3 separate regions of the Homo sapiens genome follow, and all the other regions are linked to region 3. A link is a contact called in ENCODE Hi-C or POLR2A ChIA-PET data. All regions are on one chromosome and are shown on one strand. The core of a region is the stretch at or near the end of the contact, and the rest is flanking DNA. Distances in the headings are between cores, read along the strand shown.

Region 1 (3,257 bases), core at 63-2,562, 270 kb after region 3:
AGCCTTCAAGTTCTTAAGGGTATTAACAGCCCCTCCTTTCGAATCTGTGATCTATGACTCTAGAATCCAAATTTACCAATTTGCATCCCCCAAGGATGCATCTCAACTTTTTTAATGAAGAGAGATTTCTTTGAATATCAGCCAGAGGTCTGCATGTAGGAAGAATATGTGCCCTACATAGCCTATGAAAGAGAATAAAAACCAGAACCTAAATCATTATCTCTTTCTTTCATTTACCTTCCTGTAATGGACCATACTGGGCTAGAAGACATTTCTGGAAATTCTCCTAGCTGGCTGAAATACTTGAAGGGTTAACACCTAATGACCGATCCTTTTTCCGAAGGCCAAAAACCATTTTCAAAAGTAGAGGGCCATTTATCTGTTTTTCTTTAACAATTTTAAATATGTACTATATCCAAATCTTCACCCATGTTACAAAAGCACTGAAATCAAACAACCATGGTTCATTCCTGGCCTTTGATTTTTATATCCATGCATGTTAAAAAAAGAGAGAGAGAAGGAAACCCCAACATGTGTGCTGCCTTTTAATAAAGATCATATTAAAAATTCAATAAATAGCAATATCTCTGATCTCTTAACAAAAGCTTCTGGTGTACAGGAAATTAAATGAAAAAAAAACCTTGTTAATCCTTTTTGATTTCTGTACATTGTAGCTAGAAGCATAATTCTTTAATTCACAGATTTCTCCTTTTTTTTTTCTTTTTAACATTAAAAAAATCTTTTCCTGCACAAACGTTGTCTGGGCAACACTATAAATGCAGCTTGATTCTCAGAAACATTTAAAAATAAAGGGGGGTGGGATGAGGTGCGAGCAATTGTGTCATCATTTCATCCCAGTGGCCTTGGAAGGAGGAGTCCACCTCGAACCAGGTGATAACCTGATAGACTTTATCTTGTCTTCTCTCGGCCTCCCTGAAGCCTGCCAACACTTCGGCTGGCTGTTAGGCATTTTAAATATCCCCCCTGAGCCCTAACCTCACCCCCTTTCTCTTCTTGTCAGCTGGAATGTCTCAGAGCTGTCAGAAGCTTGTTGCTTATTGATGTTTCCGTGTGTTTTATGTCTTTTCTGAGATATGACAGGCCCTGACACAGTGCTGATTTCAATCAGGCTGCTTCTGGAGAGGCCTACGATTTTTAGTTGCACTATCCACGTCTCGAGCATACTTCAGAGGCTCCTGTCTAATGAAAATGTTTCAGGAGGCCGAAATAAAGGCCCTGTGCTCAACAAACAGCAGCTGAGGAATTCGCAAGGCTTGAAAAAACACGTGTGCATGCACACGCGTGCAAGCACACACACATACATACACACACACACACCCCAGAATCACCGCACCGCCCCCCCCTTCCTGCTTTTGTTATAAGAAAAGCAAGAACAGAAAGTGACCTTGTGAGCCAAAGGTTCTGACACTGAATCAAATCCCTTTAGACCTGAACTGACAGGCTGGGCCTGGCTTTAGATTACGTTATCACATCTTAGAGCGAGGCTTGTATGTACCTCAGGATTCCCTACATGTAAAGAGCTGGCGATTTTACCCCTGCTGCCTATTAAGTCAAGTTCTGATGTCTTGTCGAGAATGAAAGCCTATCACACACAGAGGGCTGAAATAAAGGGGGAAGAAAACAACCAGAAATGGAAATAAAATGTGTAGCCGGCAGTGAACTCATTTCTGTTATTTACAAGGCTAGCCATCGGGAGATTAAAAACATTAGCAAATTAGTCTTCATAAATCCAGTGTGATTTTCTGAAATTTATACAGACATCTAATTTGATATGTCATGTTGGTCATATTCAAGCTGGGCAAATAAGGGGCTCTGGATACTAAAGGACCTTTTATTTAGCCAGCTTTGGCACATCGATTTGAGGGTCACCATCATCAAATTCATTTCCAGAAATCTGGGCAAGAGTGTAGAACACTCAGTTTTGTGTACATGTTTAGTGAGTGCACACACTTGGTCTAGTCAAATGACCTCATTGTATCTATTTCACCAATTGGAAATAAGAATGCTAAAGTCCTTTATGCTTTCTAAGAAGGACTTCTTTTCATTATTGATCTTTTACATTTTACAAGTCAAGCAACTGATGCAAGCTTCTCAAAGGCAATAAAACTCCAATGATGAGGACCAGATTTGAAACTTTCTCAGTAACTAGTGTTCTCCTTTTCTACATGACAATGCACTTCTCACTGGACTGCAGTTAATATTTGTGACATGATTAGGGATTTCTAGAGGGGAAAGACACAATATTAGGCTAAGAGAGTCTAGAATGAAAGTACTTCTTGAAGGACAAATATCTAAAGTGAAACAGGCATTAATCAAAAATCCTCAAAAAGATCTCCAAAACAACTTTGCCTGTTTTTTTTGTTTTTGTTTTTGTGGGAAAAGTGTGGAGTGGTGGTAAGAATAAGGACTTGAGAGGACAACATCTCAAAAGTCAGCCATTGGGCAATTCAAGGGACCCAGCCTGATTCCTTTATGCTCATGGTTAAAAAGTGAGGCTTCACATGAGAATCTAGATTCTTGGCTTATCTGGAAAAATCAGCCAGTCTAGAAGTGATAACAGTCAGCTGTCACTGTGTGCCAGCAGCGCTGATTAGATGGGCCCAACGTTCCCTGAGGGGGTCACAGCCGACCCCCTCTTTTTGTCTCTTCTATACTTAAGGCTCTGGTCCTTGTAACATCTGATTTATAAATTTGGAATCCAGACAGCCTTCGATTTGTATTTCAACTCTGCCACCTACTAGTTGTGTTGCTTCGGACAATGTCCTTAACTGTTCTTAGTTCAAAAATGTGAAAAAGAAGTCCTGCCTCAAATATTATTTGTATAATGCGTTGACATTACAAATACGAAGTGCTTGCTTCATTTAAAAAATCCCTCAATAAATGGTAGTTCCATCTTCCATCCCTCCTTTGGAGAAGAAATGTGATCATCCGGTGTTTGCTCTGTTTCTAAGTCAGGTTCTTGACTATGCTACCCAAGCTAGAGTTTTAGTATGTTTAGTAAAAGAAAAAAAAAATTCCTCTGCCTCTAAGCCACAACGAGTGAAAATTACCTCTAAAAAAAGTGTTCTTTCACCTCTATTCCATTTTTAAAATGTTATGATATTTTTAACAATATTAATATAATAACAGTAGCATGTGTTTATTGGGTTACTCTGTATTTTATGACTTAGTATCGAATTTGTGGCTTGTTTCTCCCGGTACTGTCACTATTAATTTTTGTTCCCATTTTTTTCATC
Region 2 (3,070 bases), core at 269-2,768, 340 kb after region 3:
TATATATATATATATACACACACACACACACACATATATATATATGAATTGGGTTCTGAAATGGTCATTTTTTTCCCCCTCGGCTCTGCTATTATAGTGATCAGCCAAGCTTCGGCAAGGTAAATACTTTTGGAAAATAAGTGGAAATTTGCTGCAAATCAGTCCCTTTTGTGCATGGCCGCGGGAGCATGTTGAAATGTTTGGACACTAATACCCATTCATTTTCTTGGCTCCATAAATAAAAGCCGCCAGCTCTGTGGCGGCCGTGAAATGGTATTCTTCAGGGCCCAGCAGGAACCCCCATCCTTATTACCACTGCAGGGGGCAGGACAGGCCCAAAATAGCAAGACAACTAAATCAAGACATTTTCAATGTCTAACAAAATGACTGTGTTTTAGAAGGAAGCAAAAGGTTGGAAAAAATTGGACAGCTGTTGTACTTAGTGAAATACCTTTGTTAAAAGAGTTCAGATGGGAAAAAAGAATCTTTTAAAAATGCATAAGCATATTTCTGAATATCATTTAAAATCTCCAAAGATCTTATGAAACTGTAAATCGAATGCATTGATGTAGTCATCAGAGGACTTCAAGCTGAAGGTATATTCCGTTTGCAGACCCCGGACCGCAGATTATGATGTGGGTCGTCAGAAATATTCTGCGGGCCTTATTATGCCTGTAGGTTTGATGGGAGAGTAGCTTCAGAAGGAGGTCAGGGAAGCTTTTGAAGGAACCTGAGCAGCTATTTTGGCCTTCAAATCTTTCTCAAATTAAGATTTTTTTTTTCTAAATAAGTTCGTAGACCTGAGCAGGTTTTAGCTATTGCTATTTCTTTTATCCAAGAGAAAAATTAGCTGAAGTATTTCTTAAGAGTCATAAAGGCATGGCAGTAACTTGACAGGGAGGAAGGCATTGAAAGAAAGTGTTCAGAAGGTATTTTTGGATTTTTGTTTCTCTTTCACTGCCACCCCACCCTGACAGTTATGAAGTGCTGTTCGCCCATTTTGAATAAACAATAAATTCCTTCTGTTGTCATAATATATCCCATAAGTTAGTATCCAGTCCAATAACAATTAGTACTGATTTTTTTTTGCATGGTGCAGTGCTCCATGGCTGACATTATTATAATTAAGCATGTAAATGTAACATCATTCTGACACAAACCAGTCATTTTATGTAGTACAACTCAAAAGGTTTCCTCAAAATGTAAACACTTAGAAGAATCTTGCCAAATCCCACAAAGTTAACATGCCACTCAAGTCTGAAACACAGGACTTTTGGATTTTTGAAAGTTAATAAACAAAGAGGAAACTATTCTCTCCCCCACTTCCCACCAATCTCCTCTTCAGTCTTTTATGACTCAGATTTTAATGAGAGCCATAAACATTACCTTGCCTAATAAAAATTCCAGTATTTCAGAGCTGGCTCAGAGAATGTGAACCACATCTGGTGACAACTGGAGCTAATTAATATCTTTATAGGTGTCTTCCATCCGCTAGAGTTTAAACAGAAATAGTCAGGGGTGCTTACATCAAAGCCCGAGGCAACGGAGGGCTGTTGCTTGCTTTCCAGTCTGAACTGATAACAAGTAGACCAATTTTTATAGGATTGTAAAAGCTAAGTGTGGAGATGGTTCACGCAGAGAAGCACTTTGCTCCACTCTTCCTGCCATTCTGTGCTCATGTCCCTGGTTTTCTCTGCTGTAGACTAGTCTGGCTAGTTAGTTAGACATGTGGACAGGCAACAGGGAAAAAAAAAATGCTAAAAGAGGGCAGGGGAGACTAACAAATAGCTGTGCTTAGATTTAGACAAAGCACACAGTGACCCAGACATACCAGATCTTCTTGCAAAGATCTTTAAAAATCTGCTGTGTCAAGCATTTACTTGTGGCCCAGAGAAGGTTTATCTAACAGGCCCAAGTGAAAATTAACAAGCAAGATGCACTAGCACCAGTGGTGCTAATGCGTGTTTTGAAGCGTACCAATCGGCCTAGTGCAATGTCACAGCTCCAGGCTAAACATGCAGGTGGTTGAGGGGCTTCTTTTTCAGAGGTTACCCTACAAAGAGCATGGCAGCCTTTCTCTGTCAGTATGGGCCAGTACCCCAGGAGCTCCCGGACAATCAGAAAATAATGCCATCAACCTGACCATGGTTAAGTACATAACATGCTGAAGGTTCACGGGTTTGTAGTCTGGAACAATAAAGAAAAAATAAAGACGCTTGCTCGGCAGGCCCCAGCTGTTATTAGCCATGCTGAGAGATCAAGGAAAGGTATGATATGGACTGCCATTTCAATTGGGACCAGGTTAATCTTTCAATTGGAGGAGAAGAAAAACAACAACAGAAAAGCAGTCCTTAGAATGAACCAAGGGGACAAATGACAATGTCATTACTTTCATAAGCTGTGCTTAACTCTTTACTAATAGAGACCACGTATCCTTCAAATAAGCTTAATTTTCTTCAGAATGGTGGGCAGAGAACTCTAACACCTCAAAGTTCAGCCAATGAACATACTATCTAATCTTCATTAATTGTGCATCGTTGAGACTTATGACTTAGAGGAGAATCTCTCTACCCACGTAGATTAAAAATAACTAGTATCTCTTAACGGAAACATCATTGGAGTTTATTCTGGCCTGGACTCCATGGCTGATTTGTGATCTTCAGAAAGTGGCTTAATCACACTGAATCTTAGCTTACTTGCTTGGAGAATGGATTAGGATGAAGTCAGAGAGTTGGGAATGAAGTCATTCTTGCAACACCAATATTGTTTGAGAAGTTTGTTTAAAAACACCAAGAACCATCTGTATGCTATTAAAGGAAAAGCTAAATTGCTGATTGCACACCCAAATATCCAGATGATTCTGTGTGAGTGGGTGTGGGAGGGTGTGCACTCTAGAAGGTGGGAGAGATCATGGGAATGTCAGCAGCAAAGAGCTCTGCAAACTGAAAGCTTGCAAGCAAGTAGGAAGTAGAACTAGAATTTCTATTTTTTTACCTTCCAAATGAAATATGAGAACAAGGAATTCTGCAAGTCTAAAATATAATCATTCATACTATTCCCTAGAAAAGGA
Region 3 (2,965 bases), core at 277-2,776:
TTGGGGCCTTTCTCCTGTGTGGTCTCACAGGAATCTTTCCTAGCCTGATGGAGAAGAGACAAACCAGCCAGAAAGCCAACCTGGCTATTTTCCTGGCGCAGCCGTGTAATTTCTGAGCAAGATCTGAGAGCTCCTAATCAGCAAGGAGGAGCCCTGGTTACAGGGAGAAGGGGCACTCACGCTATCCCCTGCCTGCCCTTTGGGGGCTCACCCCGCTAACTCAGGGGACTGCGGAGTTTCAAGAAGCGATCTCTATGTTGGGATTGCTCAGGCAGGGAAATACAGGGGCTTATACAACACCAGATAAACTCTATCTCCACCCTATAGTCCCCAGTTCAGCTCCCATTATTTGTAGGATCCACAGAGCTCCTTTTAAAAAAAAGGATTTGAACTTTGTAATAAAAACTACATTAAATAAAGGTTCTGTACCTCCCTTCAAAACAAAGAAACCACACAAATCCTCACTGGACCATGACAGAGATGCTGTATTTTTAAAACCATGTTTGGCATGTAACATTTGTTTTAACTTATAACACCCATCTCTGGGATGGTGCACTTTGAAGACACATTGAAGCAAAGGCTCACCATATAAGTGGGTTAAATTTTCTGTATATTTTATGGTCGTGTGGATATAAGATTGCGGCAAACCTGTTAAGTTATCAACTGGATAAAATAGTGTCAAATGCCCAGTTGCACCTTGGAAAGAGAGGCTGTGTAATTTGCAATTCTTGCCAGTTGCTACTTTCACCGGCGGACAGGTGTACGTGTTGGGGGCTATATTTTGTGGTTATTTAGTCAGCAAAGCCAAAAGCTGTGGGTACAGTGTCCCAGTAGGCTGGAGACTGGCACTGCAGAACCCCTCTAATGCTGGACTGACCAGAATAAATGAATTTTGGTGGAAATCATAATTGGGAAGGGATGACTTTATAGGCACCACCTCATGGGAGACATCTGCACTGGCCGCAGCTGAATGGCCGGAAATACACGGGGCCCGAACTAGTGGCTTCCTAAAGACCACGTCTCATTTATCTTCTCCTTTCTAGGAAAGCAGCTCCCCAGCTTGAGTGACTACTTTAGACTTGGTGAAATTGTGCCTATATATTTTTCTCCTTCTTCTGTTATTTTCCCTTCATCCCAATGCAGCCACTGTGGGATCTGTCGGTCACAGATAATGGTTTTTAACCCGTCAGAAGACCTGTGCGTTGCGGCTTCTCTGAGGGTTTCGATTACGGAAAAAGTCCGGGTGACGTACAATTAGGCTGCCGCAGGCTGGGAGGCTTGGCGGCGTCATTCCAGTTTCTGCAGCGAGGTGGCGCTCCAAGGTACGGCAGCGCGCCCGGGTTTTCGCCACCGAGCGCATCCGCCGCCGCGTCCACGCAGCGAGGCAGCGGCCACCGAGCAATGTTAACTCGGGGTTCCTAAAGCCTCTGAGCGGAAAATCGGGAGCGCTCAGACCCACCTAGGCGGAGCGGTCCGCAGGGTGGGCGAAGGCCTGAGGCCACGACTGGGGAAGGCTGGCGGCGGCGGGGAGCGCTGTGATGGCGAGTTCCGGAGCACACTCCGCGCGCCGCCGCTCGGGGGAAATCTTCGAAATTCCCGGGCGGGGCGGAGGCTGGGGCTGCAGGTCCCCAGGCACGGCGAGCGGCGCGCTGGAGTCAGCCTCGGCCCAGGCACACCGAGCAAGCGCCCAATCCACCACAAGCTCAGAGACGCAGCTTAGGGTTTTTTGTTGTTCTTGTTGTTCTTTTTCAAAGAAAAAAATAAGGAAAATATGTGTTCTATCGTTGTCCCCCAAACTAAAAAAGAAAAGATATATAGTTTTTGGGTTTTCCTTTGCTTTCTTCTTTTCTCTCATTTCCTTTTTCTTCCCTTCCTTTTCCTTTTATTTTCTGTAGTTTTTTTTTCTTACCTCTCCTTTCGCTTTTTTTTTTCTGTATTTTTCCTCCTATTTCTTAGAACTGGTTGTGTGTGTGTGTGTGTGTGTGTGTGTGTGTGTGAGAGAGAGAGAGAGAGAGAGAGCTTGAAAGAGAGAGGGAGAGAGAGAGAGAAAGTGAAAGTATTACCACCGGCTGGTAATACTAGAAGGCTTGGGCAAATGGTAGCAAAATTGGAGAAACTATTTCAATTTATTGAACGGACTTCAGTGCGTACGATTTCGTTTCCATGCTTCTGCTCTTTCTGGGTGTCTCACAAGCTCTGAGTCGAAGATGACTGGGAGAAAATGGCTCTCACTCTGCCACTCCTCATCTGCGGTCGTAGGGGCCCTTTAAAATCATTTTTGAAACAGTGATAGAATAATAGTAATAGTCCCAATGAACAGCGTTTCCTTCTGGCATGAATTTTCTCGTGGTTTTGCAGCCTGGTCGGCGGGACCCGAGGAACGCGGGCGGGCGGCGCGGCTGCTAGGCTGGGGCCCTCCTGTCAGCAGCTGGTTCCATGTGAATCCCCTGACCCGTGAGCTGTCCCCCTCTCTGTGGCCCTGGGTCTCGGGCCTGGGCCCTCGCAGCTGCTGGGATGCTTTGCTGCGACAACACCCTGCCTTCCACATGCAGCCGCTGCACTTCTCCCTTGAGTCGCATTTCCGGCCACCTCACCTTCCTTGAAGTTTTCTAGTATATAAGGAGGAATTTTCGGCCCAATTTAGAAGTCTGCAGAAACTCAGAGGGTCAGGTCATTAGGAATGTTAACGCGGCGACCAAGAATTATAAACATGATCTGAAAGTCTCTTCCAATTCATTTCTTCAAGTATTTATTTGAGCTAAGTGATGAAAAGTGACAGTTGTGAAATAGACAGCTTTTAAAAGTAATGAAGTCAGATGAGGCTTTAACCTGTCGATTGCTATAAATCAACTTTGAAAAAGAGGAATGAAGAATGTTATTTGAGCACCTAACCGCCAGCATTTGCTTTGCCGGCTGTCGACCCTGGAGTTGGTCTGCGAGCACCTCCCAGGAGGCAGGACCCAGT

The links. A loop is a pair of places that touch in the nucleus more often than their neighbours do. ChIA-PET counts read pairs that join two places held with the same protein, here RNA polymerase II (POLR2A). Pooled maps may share reads with other maps.
Region 1: a pooled map shows a loop between it and region 3 (2.9-fold over the local background). The contact joins two enhancer-like sites. A Hi-C loop is called at or near these places in 4 of 50 pooled maps. POLR2A ChIA-PET finds 5 or more read pairs at or near these places in 2 of 52 experiments (activated T-cell and naive thymus-derived CD4-positive, alpha-beta T cell).
Region 2: a map of A673 shows a loop between it and region 3 (4-fold over the local background). The contact joins two enhancer-like sites. A Hi-C loop is called at or near these places in 8 of 168 maps with a recorded cell type or tissue (A673, Calu3, MCF 10A and 5 more), 1 of 37 single-sample maps with no recorded cell type and 16 of 50 pooled maps. POLR2A ChIA-PET finds 5 or more read pairs at or near these places in 1 of 52 experiments (HEK293T).

The regions. Positions count from the first base shown.
Region 1 is chr15:96,626,024-96,629,280 of GRCh38, forward strand. No RefSeq gene overlaps it. Among named protein-coding and RNA genes, the nearest start is that of SPATA8-AS1, 160 kb to the right of the region's middle. RefSeq lists a silencer at 1,382-1,582. Within about 2 kb of position 1,313, at least 4 of the 41 ENCODE cell types and tissues checked have a DNase peak (open chromatin) inside an H3K27ac peak, as active enhancers do.
Region 2 is chr15:96,692,758-96,695,827 of GRCh38, forward strand. The region is part of intron 2 of LOC105371002 (a long non-coding RNA gene); the gene reads right to left. Among named protein-coding and RNA genes, the nearest start is that of SPATA8-AS1, 89 kb to the right of the region's middle. Within about 2 kb of position 1,519, at least 2 of the 41 ENCODE cell types and tissues checked have a DNase peak (open chromatin) inside an H3K27ac peak, as active enhancers do; they include A673, where a contact is called at or near this core.
Region 3 is chr15:96,355,730-96,358,694 of GRCh38, forward strand. All of the region lies in intron 3 of LOC101927263 (a long non-coding RNA gene), which reads left to right. Among named protein-coding and RNA genes, the nearest start is that of SCDAL, 14 kb to the left of the region's middle. RefSeq lists an enhancer at 2,745-2,965. Within about 2 kb of position 1,527, at least 28 of the 41 ENCODE cell types and tissues checked have a DNase peak (open chromatin) inside an H3K27ac peak, as active enhancers do; they include A673, where a contact is called at or near this core.